Regions from separate parts of the Homo sapiens genome. Here all the other regions are linked to region 2. A link is a contact called in ENCODE Hi-C or POLR2A ChIA-PET data. All regions are on one chromosome and are shown on one strand. The core of a region is the stretch at or near the end of the contact, and the rest is flanking DNA. Distances in the headings are between cores, read along the strand shown.

Region 1 (2,982 bases), core at 356-2,855, 410 kb after region 2:
CTTTGTCACCCAGGCTGGAGTGCAGTGGCGTGAACACAGCTCATTGCAGCCTTGACCTCCTGAGCCCAAACAGTCCTCCCATCCCAGCCCAGCCCAGCAAATAACTGGGATGACTGGCATGTACCACCAAGACTCACTAATTGTTGTATGTTTGTAGAGACGGGGTTTCACCATGTTGCCCAGGCTGGTCTCAAACTCCAGAGCTCAGGTAATCCGCCTTCCTCGGCCTCCCAAAGTGCTGGAATTACAGGCATGAGCCACCGTGCTCTGCCTAATTGTATTTTATTATACTAAATGCAGTTTCTTTTGCCTTCTGTATCTTTTCAAACCCTGGGTGGTATTCCCCCAGCAAGAGTGAATTCTAGTTTACCTACTACCTATGCCTGTATGCTTACACTTTCACTGAATTTCTTTAAATTTTTAAATAATATTAGGAAGAAAATGGGGCTGATGAGCAGCTCTTGGGGCACTAGAGGCCTTCTGGGTAGCTGTCATGCCTTGAACGTTTCTTGAGCGTGCCTTCTCCAGCCTCCAGTGAGCACGAGGTCTGCATTGGCAAACAGATGTCCACTGTCCTGGGGACAAGAAAGGTGTGAGTCCTCCATGGCAAACAGAGAAGGAAGGAGATGTCTCCTTTCCTGAATCAGCTTATTGGGATAAACAGGAAACCCACAGAGGCTTTCTCACCAAGGCCAGCGTGTTTAATAGGCCTGCATCTCACCTCTGAGGATCACAAAGTGTGTGAGCAGCGTCCCAGCAAGGAGACACCGATGCTCATGAGGATTCTGAAACCTCTGTTCGCTGTTAGGAAATGCTCTTGACCCATGAGTGTTCCTCTTTCAAGATCCTCCAGCATTGCCAACCCGTCCAGCAAGAAGGGGAGAGATCTCATAGCACGGGGGCTTGACTAAATTTGAGGAGTCGAGGAAGTGACGTTTCAGCTAAGACTTTTTTTTTCCTTTGAGACAGGATCTCGCTCTGTTGCCCAGGCTGGAGTGCAGTGGCTCAATCCTGGCTCACAGCAACCTCTGCCTCCCGGGTACAAGCGATTCTCCTACCTCAACCTCCCCAGTAGCTGGGAGTACAGGTGCCCGCCACCACGCCCAGCTAATTTTTGTATTTTTAGTAGAGACAAAGTTCCACCATGTTGGCCAGACTGGTCTCAAACTCCTGACCTCAAGTGATGCTCCCGCCTCGGCCTCCCTAAGTGCTGGGATTACAGGCGTAAGCCATTGCGCCCTGCCTCCGCTAAGTCTTCAAGATCGGCCAAGGGATGATGAAGAAGGTTGGGGAGAAGAGCGGGGATGAGGGGAGCCCAGCTGCAGGCCGCATATTCAAAGACTTGTGGCTGGGAGGGAGGTCCGGAGAAGAACTGAGTTCTAGAATCTGAAAGACGGCTAGCATGGGTCAGAATGGAAACTAACCAGACCACAGTGTCAGCCACTCAAGCTCCCCTAGCCAAGCCTCGTGCTGAATTTTGAGGGCTGCAGTAGAAAAGCGGGCGCACTGCGAGCCCTGCGTGTTGCCAACAGCCTCGGCAGAGCCAGGAGGTGGCGCTGTCGGCACACGCATCGTGCTGTCGGCGCTGCGCAGCCGCAGCCCGGGACCTTGGAGGACAGGCGGTCGGAGCCGCTGCTGGTGACGTCAGCAGTTTTACAGAGGCACAAAGCCGGAGCAGGAAGAGTAAATGTCTGCACCAGGAAGGAGCCAGGGAGGCCAAGTTGAGAGCACTTCAGAAGAAGTGAATAGGTTCAGGAATCCAGCAGCGCCGGAGGGGTGGAGCCAGGGAAATACTACTCTGTGACAGTTTTGCTCATGAAGTGGAGTGCCAGGAAAACACAGCGTCTGGCCGGGCGCGGTGGCTTATTCCTGTAATCCCAGCACTTTGGGAGGCCTGGGCGGGCGGATCGCTTGAGGTCAGGACCAGCGTGGCCAACATGATGAAACCCCGTCTGTACTAAAAATACAGAAATTAGCCGGGCGTGGTGGTGCGCGCCTGTAATCTCAACTACTCGGGAGGCTGAAGCAGGAGAATCGCTTGAACCCGGGAGGCAAGTCAGCCGAGATTTTGCCGAGGCGCAATCAGCCCAGATCATGCCACTGCACTCCAGCCTGGGTGACAGAGCAAGACTCCGTCTCAAAAAAACAAACAGAAAAAAAACACAGCGTCCAGGCAGCTCCACCTTCCATGTTGAAAGCCTGTGACTGCCACATTCTAGCGGGACTGGCTTGTTTGCCTGCAGAACGGAATGGCCCCGGGGTCTGTCTGGGTCTGGGTCCAGATGAGAAAGGCGCCCAGCCTTCCTCTGGCCCCAGCCCTGCACATTGACCAAGGATGGATGGCCCTCCATACCAGGCACCCCGGCTCCTCCTCATTCCCCTCTGGCTTCTCCCTTCCTCCTACCGCCATGCTGATCCTCCATCCTTCTGGCTCTGGGCAGTGGTTTTCAAAAGCACTGTGGTGGTAGTCACTGGGGCTGTTGGCCACATTTGTCTGGCTTTTCCCCTTTCCAGATGCACAGTGGGATTATTCTTCCTGGTCTCCTTATGGTTGGGTGGGAATATGTAACCAGTTCTGGACAAAAGAGTTTTGAATGGAAATAATATGTGTCATTTCTAAGCCACAGCAATGAATGCTGATATAAGACCCTTTTCCTCTACTGTGGCAACCAGCAATCTTCCAGAAAGTGGTTGCTCCATGATACTGAGTCCAGGAGGGAAGACAACCGGAGCAGAGAGGCACCTGCCCCATGATGGACATGTAGCGTGAGCAAGAAGTAGCCTTTGCTGTTGTGAACCACTGAGATCGGGGGCTTGCTTTTTGGTGGTTTTTGTTTGTTTGTTTGGTTTGTTTTTTTGTTTTGTTTAGTTTTGTTTTGTTTTTTGAGACAGAGTTTCGCTCTAGTAGCCCAGGCTGGAGTGCAATGGCGCGATCTTGGCTCACTGCAAGCTCCACCTCCCAGGTTCAAGCGATTCTCCTGC
Region 2 (2,934 bases), core at 385-2,884:
GGACAGCACTGTTATCTACTGTAGTAAAGCAGTTCCTGAGTCGTCACTTCAGAATCACAGCTAATGCGGAGCTCTTGGGCTCCAGCATAAACATATCCGTATAATCTATCAAAATGAGACCCAGAATCTGAATTTTTAAAAATACTATCCTGGTCAGGTGTGGTGGCTCACGCCCGTAATCCCAGCACTTTGGGAGACCGAGACAGGAGGACTGCTTGAGCCCAGGAGTTTGAGACTAGCCTTGGCAACATGATGAGACTTCGTCTCCACAGAAGTTTTTTTTTTTTTTTTTAATTAGCCAGGCAGCCGGACGCAGTGGCTCACGCCTGTAATCCTAGCACTTTGGGAGGCCGAGGTGGGTAGATCACCTGAGGTCAGGAGTTCGAGACCAGCCTGGTCAGCAAGGTGAAACCCCGTCTCTACTAAAAGGAAAATTAGCCGGGCATGTTGGTACACGCCTGCAATCCCAGCTACTCGGGAGACTGAAGCAGGAGAATCACCTGAACCTGGGATGCGGAGGTTGCAGTGAACTGAGATAGCGCCACTGCACTCCACTCCAGCCTGGAAGACAGAGCAAGACTCCGTCTAAAAAAAAAAATTAGCCAGGCATGGTGGCATGCACCTGTAGCCTCAGCTGCTCCGCACGCTGAGGCGAGAGGACCACTTTAGACCAGGAGTTAAAGACCAGCCCGGGCAACATAGTGAGACGCTGTCTCTACAAAATTTTTAAAAATCATTAGCTGGCCGGGTACGGTGACTCATGCCTGTAACCCTAGCCCCAGTGGGTGGACTGTTGAGCTCAGGAGTTTGAGACCAGCCTGAGCAACATAGCAAAACCCCATCTCTACCAAAAATACAAAAATTAGGCAGGCGTGGTTGTGCGTGCCTGTGTACACCAACGACTCGGGAGGCTGAACTGGGAGGATCGCTTGTACCTGAGAAGTCGAGGGTGCAATAAGCCGTGATCCTGCCACTACATTTCAGCCTGGGCGACAGAGCGAAACCCTGTCTCAAAAAATAAATAAAAATAAATAAAAACACTGTTCCAGAAATCCCTGTCCTACAATTAAGTTTGAGAACTGCGGAAGTATGGTTTGAACTCTGGCGGTTAGAACCCTAAACTAACAGTCTGATCTAGGCAGGTCACTTGGCACTTCTGAGCCTCAGTTTCCACAACTATAAAGGCGGAGGAGTAACAATAAGGACCGCCTAAGACACCGACGGACCTCCCCTGCGCTGAGTTTCACATTAAGCAGGCAGGTAGAACAGGCGGGGAGTCGCGGGTGACGGTGGGATACATGGGGGCTGAGGCGCGCCGCGAAGCATTGTGGGACACAGAAGGGCGCCAGTCGCTCCCCGCCTCGAGCTTCGATTGCGCGGCCGCCAAGTTTCAGTGATGAACGCCCTCTTTGGGCGTCCCCGGATACCGCCTGACGTAGTGCCAATCACACCTCTCGCGTCTCGGCGCCTCGGAGGCTAATGAGGACGCCTGGCGAAACGCAGTAACGGATTTCCGGGTGGACCTTCGCTTTACGGCTCGTGAGTTCTTCCGCCCAACCCAGAGGAAGCGGGAGAGCAGTTTACGACAGCGCCGGTCGTGTTTACGGCGGCGCCCGCTGCGCGCGCATGTTTCCTCTTTTCCTGGTTTCTCAAGAGTGCTGCTGCTAACGCGGTCCCCGGCACGCACCATCTGTTGCCATCCCGGCCGGCCGAGGCCATTGCAGGTGAGCGGCGTGTTTCATAGGTTCCTGCGGCCCTCCGGAGCCGGTTCGGACTAGGTCCAGCCTTCGGGGGGCCTCCCGGAAGAGACCTCTCTTAGTCCCTTCCTGCTGTTGCCGTCCCTCCGCTGGGCGGGGCAGGAATCCACTTTCGGGGGCCCCGCGTCCCGCACGCTACTGAACGCGGGACACGACCTTGTGGGTGAGGTCCTTGGCCCTCGGCCCTGCTCAGTGCCCATGAGCTGGGTGAATTTGATTGTCACTTAACTCACCTGGGTTAAGACGGAGGGGTAACAACAAAGTCTTTCTGAAGTGGCCGAAAACTCCCTGACTTTTTGAGTGAGGTCTTAGGGGTACCAGGCTGAGCGGTGTTTGGCCCCTGTTCTTAGGAATTCACAGTGCATAGGTTATCTTTCCTTTTTTGTGAAACTGGAGGCTAGGATAGAGAAGTAGATTTGATCTCTGATCTTAAATCTACCCCACCCCCTGTTCAGCGATGGACGGCTTATGATCTGTAGTGGCCTGCCAACCACAGAGCCCCTTCTGAGTGCCCTCTTGGAACCTCCCTATCCTGCCCCTGTGACTAGTACAGCTGTTACTTCGTTTTTGCTGAGCGGCTCAGTTTCTCCTCCTGGTTCCGCTCTGCTCTTAAAAAAAAAAACATTTATTAAAGCCAGGGTATCTCATCCCTGGCTTTCCAGGGAGGTGATGCAGGTCGAGCCTCGGGCCTCTTCCCTTCTTGAGCTTCTGACAGAACCCGATTTTTTAAAGTGTGTTTTGAGACTCGTTGTCTTGGTATTATGATGTACGGTCTCAAACCCCTGATCTTTGCGGGCTGCTGCCCAGCTGTAATATAATGGAAAGAAGGCTGGACTGACAGCAGGCAACCCTGGAAATCAAATCTGTTTTGAAATGATGAGGTCAGCTGCTTGAGTAGGCTGAGCTTCAAATTTTTGCCTCTAAAGTAGGGGTGGGGGGGTGGTCAATGGTGTTAAATTATCTGGTATAGGGCCTAACACGTAGGAGCTCAGCAATATTTATTTAATACAAATTGTTCTGAGACCACCACCCTTTTTCTTCTGTCCTCTTCCTATAGTTTCTATTAGAAAGATGAAACTTCTAGGTTCATCCTGTGTTGCTGTCACCCAAATGTCATCTCTGAAGGAAGCCTCAATCTCCCCAGCATGGGGCTTTGAGGAGAGTTTACTAAGTTCAG
Region 3 (3,252 bases), core at 619-3,118, 500 kb after region 2:
TCTTAGTCACCACTGGTCCCAGATTACGTGGGCAGGAGGTGGGAAGCCTGCGTTCTCATCTGGGTTGGTCTGACTCTGAAGCAGGGATCTTTACTGTTGTACTGTTCCAGCCCCAGCCAGGTTAAACCCAGGTTCAAAGGCCAAATCACACACTGGTTGGAAATGACCTTGGAAATCATCTAACCCAGCGTTTCTCAACCTCCGCACTATTGACATTTGGGGTTGGATAACTCTCCTGGGGGGACCGTCCTGTGCATGATAGGATGTCAAGCAACATTCCTGGCTTCTACACACTAGATGCCAGCAGCACCTCCCCACTGTAACAATCAAAAATGCCTTCAGTCGGCCAGGCGCGGCAGCTAACTCCTGTAATCTCAGCACTTTGGGAGGCCGAGGCAGGCGGATCACCTGAAGTCAGGAGTTCGAGACCAGCCTGGCCAACATGGTGAAACCCCATCTCTACTAAAAATACAAAAATTAGTTGGTGGCGCACACCTGTAGTCCCAGCTACTGGGGAGGCTGAGGCAGGAGAATCGCTTGAACCCAGGAGGCAGAGGTTGCAGTCAGCCGAGATCGCGCCACTGCACTTAAGCCTGGGCGACAGAGCGAGACTCTGTCTCAAAAAAAAAAAAAAAAAAAAAAAAAAAAATGCCTTCAGTCACTGACAAATGTGGGAGTGGAGGTGGTGGAATGGCAAAATTTCTCCTTGGTTGAAAGCCACTGATCCAAACCATCTCATTTTACAAATGATGGAGCTGAGGTCCAAAGAGATGAAGTAACTTGTTTAAGCTAGTTAGCAAAGCCAAGATTAGAATCCAGGTTATTCACGCAATATCCTTTTATTTCTATAACGTACAGGGCACGATATGGAACTCAGAGGAAGTCACTGCAGTCCTTGTCCTCACAGTCTGGTAGGGGAGAGAATCTATTGCACAGATATCTCTATCTCCACGAAGTTGGTAAGTCATAAAGTGCTCCTCAGGCAGCAAGGTACGAAGAAAGAGAATATGTTCTCGTGTTCTGAATTCCGGATCTGCCACTTTTTTGCTGCAGGATTTAACTAAGGTTCAGTTTCATCATCAATGAAATGGAGATCATGGTATCTACTTATATCACCAGTTTGAAACGGGTCTGTGGATGCATTGTGCAAACTCTAAAGCTCTTACAAACATCGGGTATTATTACTAACTTCATTAGGAATGTGAGTTATATTAGAGTAAAAGCTCTCAGAACTGGGGTGAACCATAGAGGGGTGGCTTCATTCCTCGACCTTCCAATTTGAGACATTTTTTCTTCTGCGGGAGGGGAAGCAGGCAAATAGCCTGCCTCTCACAGAGTGCCCATTCCCTCTCCGGGAACCAAGGTGCTCAGGCGAGTAAACTCAGGACTTAACTCTGTACAACTAGTACCGCAAGCAGGAGCCACTCCCTGGCCTTCGGGTCTCTCAAGCCCCGCCTGCTCCAGGATACGGCCCCGCCCAGAAAGGAGACAGACCCCGCCCCCCCCGCGCTGCCCCGCACTCCAGCCGCGCTGTGCCTCCAGGACAATCCCAGGCCCGTGCCGGAGATTCCCGAGCTTCCCCGATCGCTTCCCGGCCTCCCTCGGGCAGCCAGCGAGGAGACTACGGAGATTGCCGAGGGGGCCTGGCCCCGCCCCCCCCGCGGGCCGCCACCGCCCCCCTCGCCGTAGCCTCCCGCGCGGGCTGGAGTTCTACATCCCGGTCCCTCCCTCCCTCCCTCTTTCTCTCTCCCCGCCTTCCCGGTGCTGCCACAGTGGCGGGTCGGAGGATCCCGGCCAGTCAGCTCGTTCCTGCCTCGCGCCCCTCCTCCCCCCAAAATAAACAGCCCTCCCCACGCCTCGGGAGCCCGGACCGCCCCCTTCCTCCCTCGGCCGGCGTGCTGTGAGGGAGAGTGTGAGCCAGCGCGGCCGGTGGGCGAGCTCCGGGAGTGCGAGAGGCGGGGCGGCGCGGCGGGCCGGGCCGGGTTTCGCGTGTGCGTGCGGGGGCGCGAGCGAGTGCTCATCACGACCCGCCAGTGGCCCCGCGCCGACAACCCGGCGGGCGGGCGGGCGGGGAGCAAGCGGTCAGGCAAGGAGCGGCGGCCGCGAGGCGCGGAGGGGCGCGGAGTCCGCTCGCGCGCACGCACGCACGCACGCGGGGGCGGGGGCAGGCGCGCGCCCGCCTGTCGCGACAGTCGGGGCCGAGGCCCAGGGGGAGGTGGCCTGTCGCGGGTCGCCCGGCTCCCGGAGGCGAGGGGGGCGCGGGCGGATGGCGGAGGGCGCCCAGCCGCATCAGCCGCCTCAGCTCGGGCCCGGCGCCGCCGCCCGGGGCATGAAGCGGGAGTCGGAGCTGGAGCTGCCGGTGCCCGGAGCGGGAGGAGACGGAGCCGATCCCGGCCTGAGCAAGCGGCCGCGCACTGAGGAGGCGGCGGCCGACGGTGGCGGCGGGATGCAGGTGACCGCGCGGGACGGGGCGCCCAGTTATTGCGGGGGTGGGCGTGAGGGTCGACACCGGGCTCCCCGGCTTGGAGAGAGGGAGGGCCTCCGGGAGTCCTGGGTTGGAGGTGGGATGGGGGGCCATTCGGGGCCTGGTTGGAAGGTGGGGCGAGCTCGGGCTAGGAACGAAGGTTGCAGGACTGAACCTGGTGTGCCCGAGAGGGTCCTGATTCCTGAGGGGCCAGGAGGCACGACGAGTGGATAGGTTTTGGGGGGAAATCGAACAAGGTTGAGATGGATTCCATTTTTTCAAATCCTTCCTTAGTGCCTTGGGGTGGAGTGGAAGCCGGGAAATCCTGGCTTCTCTGGACTGAGTCGAGGAAAAGGAGATCTGGTGGGAAACCTCCCGAGAAGAGGGAGTACCTTTTGGCAGCCCTGGGCACACGCTGGGATGGGGAAGAGAAGTGGCATTTCAATGAGAGGAGTGAAAAGAAAACTCCTCGAGAGAGCCCCGAGGGGATGTGGCTGAGATTGTGGGTTAAATCACACAGAGTGTGAGAAGTACAAGGAGTTTGGTAATGTTATGGGGACACGGTGGTGCTCAGTCTCATTTACTTTGTGGAGCATACTAATGAGTCTGAAGGGAGACACTAGACATGTCCCTCCTGTTCTTTGCCAATTGCATTCTACATCACCAGGACACAAAATAGCTCTTTAATGTCCCGGGCTATAAAAAAAATTTTTTTATAGGGCTATTAGAAGACTGGATTCTCAATTCTGGATTGAAAGATAAACGTGGTTAATTTGGGTAGGGAATGG

The links. Hi-C counts contacts between places; a loop is a spot of excess contacts on that map. ChIA-PET counts read pairs that join two places held with the same protein, here RNA polymerase II (POLR2A). Pooled maps may share reads with other maps.
Region 1: a loop to region 2 is called in a pooled map, with 6 times the contacts of the local background. The contact joins the enhancer-like site here to the promoter of EIF3D in region 2. A Hi-C loop is called at or near these places in 5 of 50 pooled maps.
Region 3: a loop to region 2 is called in a pooled map, with 6 times the contacts of the local background. The contact joins the promoter of RBFOX2 here to the promoter of EIF3D in region 2. A Hi-C loop is called at or near these places in 7 of 50 pooled maps. POLR2A ChIA-PET finds 5 or more read pairs at or near these places in 2 of 52 experiments (RWPE1 and WTC11).

The regions. Positions count from the first base shown.
Region 1 is chr22:36,122,739-36,125,720 of GRCh38, reverse strand. No RefSeq gene overlaps it. Among named protein-coding and RNA genes, the nearest start is that of APOL3, 37 kb to the left of the region's middle. RefSeq lists a silencer at 1,416-1,485 and an enhancer at 1,426-1,720. Within about 2 kb of position 1,605, at least 31 of the 41 ENCODE cell types and tissues checked have a DNase peak (open chromatin) inside an H3K27ac peak, as active enhancers do.
Region 2 is chr22:36,527,866-36,530,799 of GRCh38, reverse strand. EIF3D (eukaryotic translation initiation factor 3 subunit D) reads left to right here and starts at 1,634. Exons shown (of 15, transcript NM_003753.4): 1 at 1,634-1,724. RefSeq lists enhancers at 1,364-1,763, 2,074-2,123.
Region 3 is chr22:36,027,440-36,030,691 of GRCh38, reverse strand. RBFOX2 (RNA binding fox-1 homolog 2) reads left to right here and starts at 1,868. Exons shown (of 14, transcript NM_001349999.2): 1 at 1,868-2,452. The coding sequence starts at 2,267. RefSeq lists a silencer at 1,633-1,702.